Regions from separate parts of the Mus musculus genome. Here region 2 is linked to region 1. A link is a contact called in ENCODE POLR2A ChIA-PET data. All regions are on one chromosome and are shown on one strand. The core of a region is the stretch at or near the end of the contact, and the rest is flanking DNA. Distances in the headings are between cores, read along the strand shown. Region 1 holds the start of Usb1 (U6 snRNA biogenesis 1). Region 2 has its middle 25 kb from the start of Cfap20.

What was found. ChIA-PET counts read pairs that join two places held with the same protein, here RNA polymerase II (POLR2A).
Region 2: POLR2A ChIA-PET joins it to region 1 with 10 read pairs in Patski. The contact joins the enhancer-like site here to the promoter of Usb1 in region 1. POLR2A ChIA-PET finds 5 or more read pairs at or near these places in 2 of 5 experiments (Patski and embryonic stem cell).

What each region holds. Positions count from the first base shown.
Region 1 is chr8:95,329,911-95,334,317 of GRCm38, forward strand. Usb1 (U6 snRNA biogenesis 1) reads left to right here and starts at 2,374. Exons shown (of 7, transcript NM_133954.2): 1 at 2,374-2,555; 2 at 3,458-3,624. The coding sequence starts at 2,452. Zfp319 (zinc finger protein 319) reads right to left here and starts at 1,901. Exons shown (of 2, transcript NM_024467.4): 1 at 1,611-1,901.
Region 2 is chr8:95,407,792-95,412,198 of GRCm38, forward strand. No RefSeq gene overlaps it. Among named protein-coding and RNA genes, the nearest start is that of Cfap20, 25 kb to the right of the region's middle. Within about 2 kb of position 1,865, at least 1 of the 3 ENCODE cell types and tissues checked has a DNase peak (open chromatin) inside an H3K27ac peak, as active enhancers do.

The DNA of each region.
Region 1 (4,407 bases), core at 1,124-3,623:
AGGGGACGGAGATGCTCAGGGATCGAGCCCTGCTCCCTTCACCTGCTCTCAAAGAGGCAGCTCCTCTCCTCCATGCAAAGGGGAAGAGAGCTTTCTCTATACCCACTTTCTTTAATCCCCATTCTGGGCAGGGCACCTCAGCCTCCACAAATTCCCCACTAGTTTCCATATGGCCCACTCAGTCAGATAGTATGGGGTGACCTGTCCCTAATGCCTGACAGCCCCTTTCACACTGACATGAGAGAACACTACTGTTTGGAATCAAGAGGATCCTGATGGCTGAAGGAAGCCACGCCCCTGAGGTATAAGTTCTAAGGCAGATGGACTCTGGAAGCTAATATTAAGGCAACAATACTAAGAACCACCTAAAAACCCTCTCCTTTGAAAGACTGGTCTACGTTCCTCTTCACCTGCACTCCAGGCCTTTCCCAGGGCACATGCCACTCTAGCTTAACAGGATTAATGGCCTTTCTGGGACCCAAACTCCTGGCCAAAGAGGGTTAAATAACAGGTTTATAGACCCACTGATCAGGTGAACTTCTTCACTCTAGTTATCTCCCAGAGGAACATAAACAGAAGTCCCTTACCCTCTGAGTCTTTGACTGTCAAGGTGTAAGAAATTGTTCTGTTTGCCTGAATTGTACAGATAAAGCATGCCCCAGGGTGTGTCTCCTCCAAGTCCCAAATATTCACAGTAATCACTGCAAGATAAAGCCCACCTAACCACCGCCCCCACCCCATGCCAGCAAATCTCTAATTCACCACTTTGAGATAGTATTAAAGCAATCCCACAGAGAATTATTTTTGGAATCAAAGGCAGCCTCCTTTCTAGGTTCTCAGCTGCTTATAGATTTAAAAGTTTGCAAGTTTTCTTTAAGGGAAGGAAAGTAGAGAATGTTCCCATAAGCCAGCTGGCTTCTAACTGTTCTCTTAAAGAAACCTAAGAATCAAGCTAAAAGTTGTCACCCTCAGCATCTTCTGGGAAGGGAGGGAATAAAGAGGCTGCTGATTTGGGGTAGTACCTAGGAGTACGACCAACCAACCACAGCTGGCCATTTTAGCGTTCCTAAGGTAGAGAGGAGCGGTGGACTGCACGGAACACTGTCTGATCTAGCTGTACTAATCCAACTGTGTGTTATTTTTCCTGGTATGAATGGCTGCCAGCCCCATCAGCCGCCCCCACTCCCCACCTCCTAGAGCAACCCCACTGCCTACCCTGACCCTTCTCCAGTAAGGAGAAGCCAGGAACACTCTTAGCTCACTGCACAAGAGCTGGAGAGAGAAGTGGAGAGGAAAGGCAAAGAGAAGCCCCCACCCGCGCCCCACCCTAGCCCTTTTTCCTCTCAGAGTCACCGAATGAAAGCTGATCTCCTCCCATCAGGCCCAGCTGGGCTGCCTGCTGTCAGCTCCTGCTCCGGATGGCCCAGCCACTGCGTCCCGAAAAGGGGGTGGTTCCGGCCGAGGAAGGCCCCAGAGCCTCAAACGGTGCCCGGGAAGCAACTGTACTTCCAGGCCCAGCCTGGATCGCCTCGGAGCTCAGGAGGCTCTCCCTGGGTGCAGGGGCTACTGGAGTGGCCCCCAGATGCAGTCCCGGGTGCCCTGCCACTCACCTGCTCCAGGGGTCAGGCGCGGGACAAGCGAAGACCAGCTGCTTTCTCTGCCGCCTCTTTATTCCGGCTCCATCCGCCGCGGCGCGGCCTACGCGTCCTGCCAATCCCCGGGCCTCGCGTAGCAGAGGCAGGCAGCGCGGAGTCGGGAGACAGGTTTGCAGCAGCCGGAACCGACGAATCGACCCGCGCACTCGGGTTAGCGGGACCGGGGCAGCGGACGGACGGGCGAGCGGACAGACCGACGGGTCTTGCAGAGACCGGCGGACAGAGGGTCGGCGCGAGGCCGGGTAGGCGGGGCCGGGGGAGGAGCGGCAGCCGGGGCGGCGGCTGCCGAGAAGCCCGCGGCGCGGAGCGAGGCCGCCCCCTGTCGGGGACCCGCGGCCCCGCTGGCCCGAGCCTGTGGGTACGGAGGGGCGGGGCTGGAGCCTCGGGATCCGCTCGCCGGAGCCTACGGTCGCGGAGGAGCCGGGATCCTCATCCCCGGCTCGCCGCAGCCCCACCTGACTCTCCGGTCTTCTGCAGCTGACCTGCGGCTCAGCTCGCTCTCAAGAGGGATCCTGAGACTCCAACTTTTTGCAAGTCTGGCAAACAGACCCGCAGACCTGTGGAACCCACACTGGGGCGACGGAGTGATCCGGAAGGCCGCCTCCTACAGCCTTTACCGCACAGGCGGTGGCCGCCGTCCGTCCTAAGCTCCACTGGGCTTCGCCCCCCGGGTCGCCAGGCCCCGCCCCGAGGTGGAGCTACTCTAGGTCCCGCCCCCCACAGAGCACTTCCGGCTCAGAGGAACTCCGGGCGTCGGATCAGGTTGTCGGTGGACACGGCTTGTGGTCGAGGCCCCATGAGCTCGGCGCCCCTGGTGGGCTACAGCAGCAGCGGTTCAGAGGATGAAGCGGAGGCTGTCGCCGCGGGGCGGAGCAAACCGGGTACTGGCTTCCACCGTTGGTGAGGATCGAGGAATTTTTCTCTCTCGAGCGTAGATTCTTTTGAAACCCTAGTGGGACCCGAGCCTCCCGGGGAACCAAGAGGGTGGGTCAGTTCCCCGGTAAGAGAAAAAGGGATGTCGAGGGAAAGGATTCAGGACACACCCTGGACAAAGCCCTGGAATGGCACTACCACACACACACCCTGGCTAAGGCAAAGTTGGGAGTGAGGACACGGGTTCAAGTCCAGCCCTCTCCGTTGGTGCGTTTTTTTTTTTTTTTTTTCTCTTTTGGAAAGCAACTATGTTTCTTCCCAGATGTTTCCTCGTTTGAACACTATGCAATAATAACCCAAGCTTTTCGTTCGTCTAGTAAATGGTTAATGAATAGCCACCGTGAGCCACACGGTAGACTGGAGACACCAGCCTGTTGAAAAACCCATGAAAATCTCATGCGCCAAGAGGCTTAAATCTTCGAGGTTCTTAAATACTGGTCTTTGCTGACTGTAGTGTGTCGGTTCATTGCACAAGAGCTCTAGCAAGTAAAAATATGCTCTACACGTGAGGAAATTAATGTAAGCCAAGATCACAGAGCTACTTGAGTTCAGGCCTGTCCAACTATCTAATAGGGACCTCCAAGCCACACTGCTACCTGCTGAAATGTTTCCATGGGGACCAAGAGCCAGCTGAGGTCTGCCTTCCCAGCTAGGAAACTTAAGCAGTTCTAGAAAGCTATGGTTCTTTAGTAGAAGCTCAACCCCTTCCTGGAAATGAACACTCAGCCATTGTGGCTGAGGGAGGAGGATCAAGTTCGAGGCCAACATGGCAAGACTGGTGTGGGTAAGAATCACTGTGCATAACAGCTTAGAACTACCGTTGTTCAAAGGGGTATCAATGAGGATAAATGTGTGTTCTTCTTTTGCAGTGGCCAGAACCCCGTTCCCAGTGAGAAGCTTCCAGTGCCTGACAGTGTGCTAAGTATGTTCCCCAGCACAGAGGAAGGGCCTGAGGACGACAGTGCAAAGCATGGCGGTCGAATCCGAACCTTTCCCCATGAGCGGGGCAACTGGGCCACCCACATCTACATACCGTGTGAGTCACTGACTAAAGTGCCTCTAGCTCTGGCTAGGAGGAAGACACCAGGGCTGCTGTGTGCTGGACTCAGCTCCCACCGCAGACCTGAGGAGACAATGGACTGCCTAACTGCTGAAGTAGACCTTCCTGCACTGGGTGTTCTGTCAGCTACTGGGTGTCTCATTTCTGCACCTCTAAAGTGGGGGTGATGCTATCTATCTCTTTGGAAGATTAAATCAGATAATCTATGCCAATTAGCACAATACACAAAATGGTGGCTCTGATTTTGTGTAGACTCACCCATTACCAGTATCCACCATCCAGAGTGCTATATTACAACAGATGAACCCACTTTTTTGCTATTGTTGTTTTGTGGGTTTTTTAATTTTGTGGGTTTTTTCATTTTTCATTTCATTTCATTTTTTGTTTGTTTGTTTGTTTGTTTGAGGCAGGGTTTCTCCATGTAGTCCTGTCTGTCTGTCCCAGAACTCAGACATCTGCCTACCTCTGCCTCCCAGATGCTAGACTTAAAAGTGTATGCCACTACCACCTGACCTGAGCCCACATTATAATCACCAAACTTCACAAACATTTAATATTATGGCTAATCTTTTTTTCTTAGGTATTATTTATTTTATGTTCATGAGTGCTCTATCTGCACATATACCTGTGTGCCAGAAGAGGGCATCAGATCCCATTTTAGATGGTTGTGAGCCACCATGTGGTTGCTGGGAACTGAACTAAGGACCTCTAGAAGAGCAGCCAGTGCTCTTAACCCCTAAGCCATCTCTCCAGCCCCCT
Region 2 (4,407 bases), core at 615-3,114, 77 kb after region 1:
ACTACATTTAATATACTCTTCTGGAAAGATTGCTTAATTTAACAAAATCAAATTGGGGGCTGAGGAGATGCTAAGTTTGCTTGCTGCACAAGCGTGAGGATCTGAGTTCAAATCCCCAGTATTCAAGTTAAAAACAACAACAACAACATAAAGTGGGCCTGGCCATGCAAGCCTATAATCCAGTGGCCCCAAGGGGTGGAGACAACAGAGTTACTGGTTCAGTGAGAGACCCTGTCTCAAAGGAATGAGGCTGAGAGAGAGAGAGAGCAGGACACCAGACATCCTCTGGATGTATCTGTTTTTAGGTAGCTACATCTGCATGCACATGTGTATAACACACGCATGCATGCCCATCAATAGCCTTGGCTCTGACTTATGAAGATACAGATTTATGGGGCCCACTTGTTCAAATGAAGATTACCTGTCCTTATCTCAAGAGATCCATATTTATACTCTCTCTCTCTCTCTCTCCTCTCTGTCCCTCCCTCCTTCCCAGTTCTCCCACTCTGTCCCTTCCCCTCTCCCTCCCTCCATCTCTCCTTCCCAGTTCCCCCAGTCTCTGTTCCTTCCTCTCTCCCCACACTGGTCCAGCCCGGAGGGAACAGGATGATGTGCCGCTTACAGATGTAGAGAAAGATTCAAGTCTGCTCAGAAAGCAAAGCAGTGTAAAGGCCTGCTCTTGGCCCCTAAATTCCCTTCACACCCACCTCTAGATTACATCCCTATGTCTTTTCAATGACCTGGAGGCACAGGGCCTTGGGAAGCAGTCAGCTCATGCCTCTGAGCTGTGATGGAGGCTCAAAGTGATAAACCCACGAGGCGCTGCACATCTGGATTGGAGCATGAGCCTCAGGGAAAAGAATCATGCCCGTTGGTATCCATGGTGTCTGAAGCTAAGCCAAACAGCGCAAGGGGTGGGAGGTGGAACAGACAACAGAAGCCCTTATAAAACATCGCACCGGTTCACTGTAAGACAGGTAAGTGTGAGAGCTTCCATTGGTTCCCCGTCACTCACCAGGGGGTCCCCCACTCTTGCCTCTACAAAGTGAAGCTGTGAGCCTTCCTGACAGAATACAGTCACTGTAGGATCTGTAGTCACTGTAGGATCACCCCCAAGGAATATGAGCCCAGTGCTCAGGAAGCTGTGGCAGGAGGATCATGAGTTGAAGACCTGTGTGCACTACAGAGCAAGACTCCATCTCAAGAGACAAAAGGCTCAAACTATAAATACAATAACCTTCAGGTTCCAAGGCTCACTCTTCAGTCTCCTCTGGTTTTCTAAATATTCGCTTGAACCTAATGCATCCTTTGAGTCAGGCTCTTTCTACTTGCCATTAGAAGTTTCCCTGAGCTTCAGGCTCTGAGCAGGAGAGACTTGGAGACCTTCCCTGAAAACTGAGGAGCACCATGCTACACTCACTGGAAGCAAAGCTGAGAGAGACCTCAGTGGAAGTTCCCTGGTAGGTGTACAGAACAGCCCTGTGTCACCAGTGCCCCCAGCAAGTCCGTTTGGCTCCCTCCTGGGGTGCTTCTGTTGTGGCTCTGGGCTGTGAGTGCCAGGATCCAAGGGAGAAAGCAGGTGTATGGAAATCTGATGGGGTGGCCTGTAGGTCCTACAGCCGGAGACATCCCAAACTGGCTAGGCTCACCGCCTAGTCCTTTCTTAGCCGGACTAGGTGGCTGCCTATGTATCTACCACCAACAAAGACTTGGGAAGTTTCTAAGACTCGGGAAGCTCAGAAAGTTACAAAGTTCACAAGGCTCCTCCCATGCAAGAATAGAGTGTCCACCCAGGCTAGAGCCCTTTTAACAGCCACATGTGCCCAGTGGAGAGGCTACAGTGCCAGCCCAGAGCCTGTCAGACCCAGGGAGCTGTCATAGGGACAGCCGGTAAAAACATGACCTGACTCTCCCTCGGCCCAGGGCCAGGCTGGGCAGTGTAAACTGCCCTCCCTGGAGAGCCCACTGGGGACAATGGAGTGTGACAGTGGTCTCCACACCCAGATAAGTAGCTGGATGGGACTGTGGAGAATGCCTCGATTCTAATGGGCCGGTGCCCCCCATCCATGTTTCTATAACCAACATTGTTCTGACAAAACAATTGTTGCAGTAATGGGATCTTTTCCTGCCAAATTGTATCCGGCTGATATCTTTATTGTTTATTTATCTTTGAGACAGTCTTACTTTGCAGTGCTGGCTGCCCTGGAACTTACTAGGAAGACCAGACAAACCTCGAATTTGCTGAGATCTGCCTGCCTCTGCCAACCAGTTTGTGGCACACACTTGTAATCCCAGCACTGGAGAGACGGAGATAGGTAAACCCCCGGCCAGCCTAGCAAGTCCCGGACTAGTGGCAGATGGCGCCTTCTTTTTTTTTTTTTTTTTTTTTTTTCCCGAGATAGGGTTTCTCTGTATAGCCCTGGCTGTCCTGGAACTCACTTTGTAGACCATGCTGGCCTTGAACTCAGAAATCCACCTGCCTCTGCCTCCCAAGTGCTGAGATTAAAGGCGTGCACCACCACCGCCCGGCTGAAGGTACTTCATGAAGAGCTAGGAAAGCCATGTTGCGGTGGGGGCTGGAGAGATGGCTCAGCAGTTAACAGCATTGGCTGCTCCTCTAGAGGACCCAGGTTTGATTCCCAGTACTCACATGGCAGCCCACAACTATCTCTAACTGCATTTCCAGCGGATCTGATGCTCTTTTAGATATACACACAGGCTAAACACCTAAACGCATGAAACAAATACATTTAACAAAGTATGTGGTGGTAAAAGACTGCCTGGTGTACTGGGTTGAATATGCTACTTTGGGGTTCAGGGTTTGTCCCATCCTGGGTGAGCCTCAGATGAGCTGAGTGTGACCTTGGGCCTCTTTCTCCAGAGGGCTGGGAGTATTAGGATTCACCATGCGGTTTGATTTGTTTTATTAGATATTTACTTTATTTAACGGTCTGGTTTGTATGTGGTGCTGTGGATCAAATTCAAGGCTTTGTGCAAACCAGCCAGCCTCTACCAACCAAGCTGTACATCCCTAGACCCTGTTCACCGTCCTAACACCCTAGCTTTAAGCCTCCCAAACCCCAGAATGACAGTGGCATTCTGAGCAGGCTGCTGCCAGGCCAGCTGTGGAGTGGGCATGTCTTACAAGTCTGAATACGCCGGACAGGATGGGGACCAAGTCTGCCATCACACTTCATTTGAATTAGCCATGGGATACACTCCGTCTATGATCCATCCGTGAAACTTCTACGTCTCTGCTTTCTACTCTCGGCCTCAGAGTTCAGGTAACATGTGGTAACTAACCAATGGCTTTCACCACCAAGGCCAAGCCAAGTCTAGTCCTTGAGGCAGAGGGATGCCAACACAGGGCCAGGAGTACCACAGGATTTCCATTAGGTGACCTGGGTCCTCACACCTGCCACAGAGTGGCTTCCATGTCTTCATAAGTAGGAGTGCAGGTAATTTATTCTGCGACTCTAAAATGTTTTAGCTAAATCCACTGCATGTCCAGGGAAACTGTTCGAATCCCCGGAAGACCTTCAGGAAGTCAGGTCTAGTGCCAGCCAGCTTCTCGGCTGGCCACAAATAAAGCAGTCATTGAGCCAATAAGGGGCATGATAGATCTCTGATCCCCAGAATCAGTCACTGGGACAGCTGCATGCCAATTACAAACTGTCATTCTGAAGGCAGCTTCTACTAAAACAAGACTTCCTAAGGTGCTCTGGTGCAGTACAGCCCTGCCTGCCAGGGGCGACCCCCAGACCAGGCCTCTGCCCCCAAGGTCTCCCCCTTCCCCTAGTTTCTCAATTAGTCATCGCCTGTCATCTTCCTTCTGAATTGAACCAAAGTCAAGGGCCATGCTGTGGTGGAAGCCACTGTTCCGGGGGCCTGGCTCCAGCCTAGATAATATCCGTTTTCCTCAGCACCCCCCACTTCCTCTCAGATGGGTATGCGGAGGATCAGGGAAGCCGGCAGCTGCCGGCAGCCACCCTTTAGAGGCTGGTGAGGTAATCCTCAGTGCCAGCTGACAAGGGCCTCAGGGTGAAAGGGGCTCTGTGTGGAGAGTCTTACTGTTTCTCAGTCTCCAGGAACACTTCCCTGCTGTCCTGGCACCAAGGGCAGGAGAAAGGCTATCCCAGACTTCCTTGCTTCTACAAAAGCATCTTTCACTCCAAAGCAGACCCAGACTGCAGCGAAGATTTCAGCACAGTGGCAGGCAGGAAGCCCTGCTGAGGTCACTCATCACCCCACTCTCACCTTATTTCAGGGATTCCCTCTGTAGAGGGGACAGGCACATGGCATCTTATAAAAAAAAAAAAGAAAGAAAGAAAGGGGGTTGTAGTGGCTATTCCTGGTTGTCAACTTGACAATATTTGGAATGAACTACAATCCGGAATTGGAAGGCTC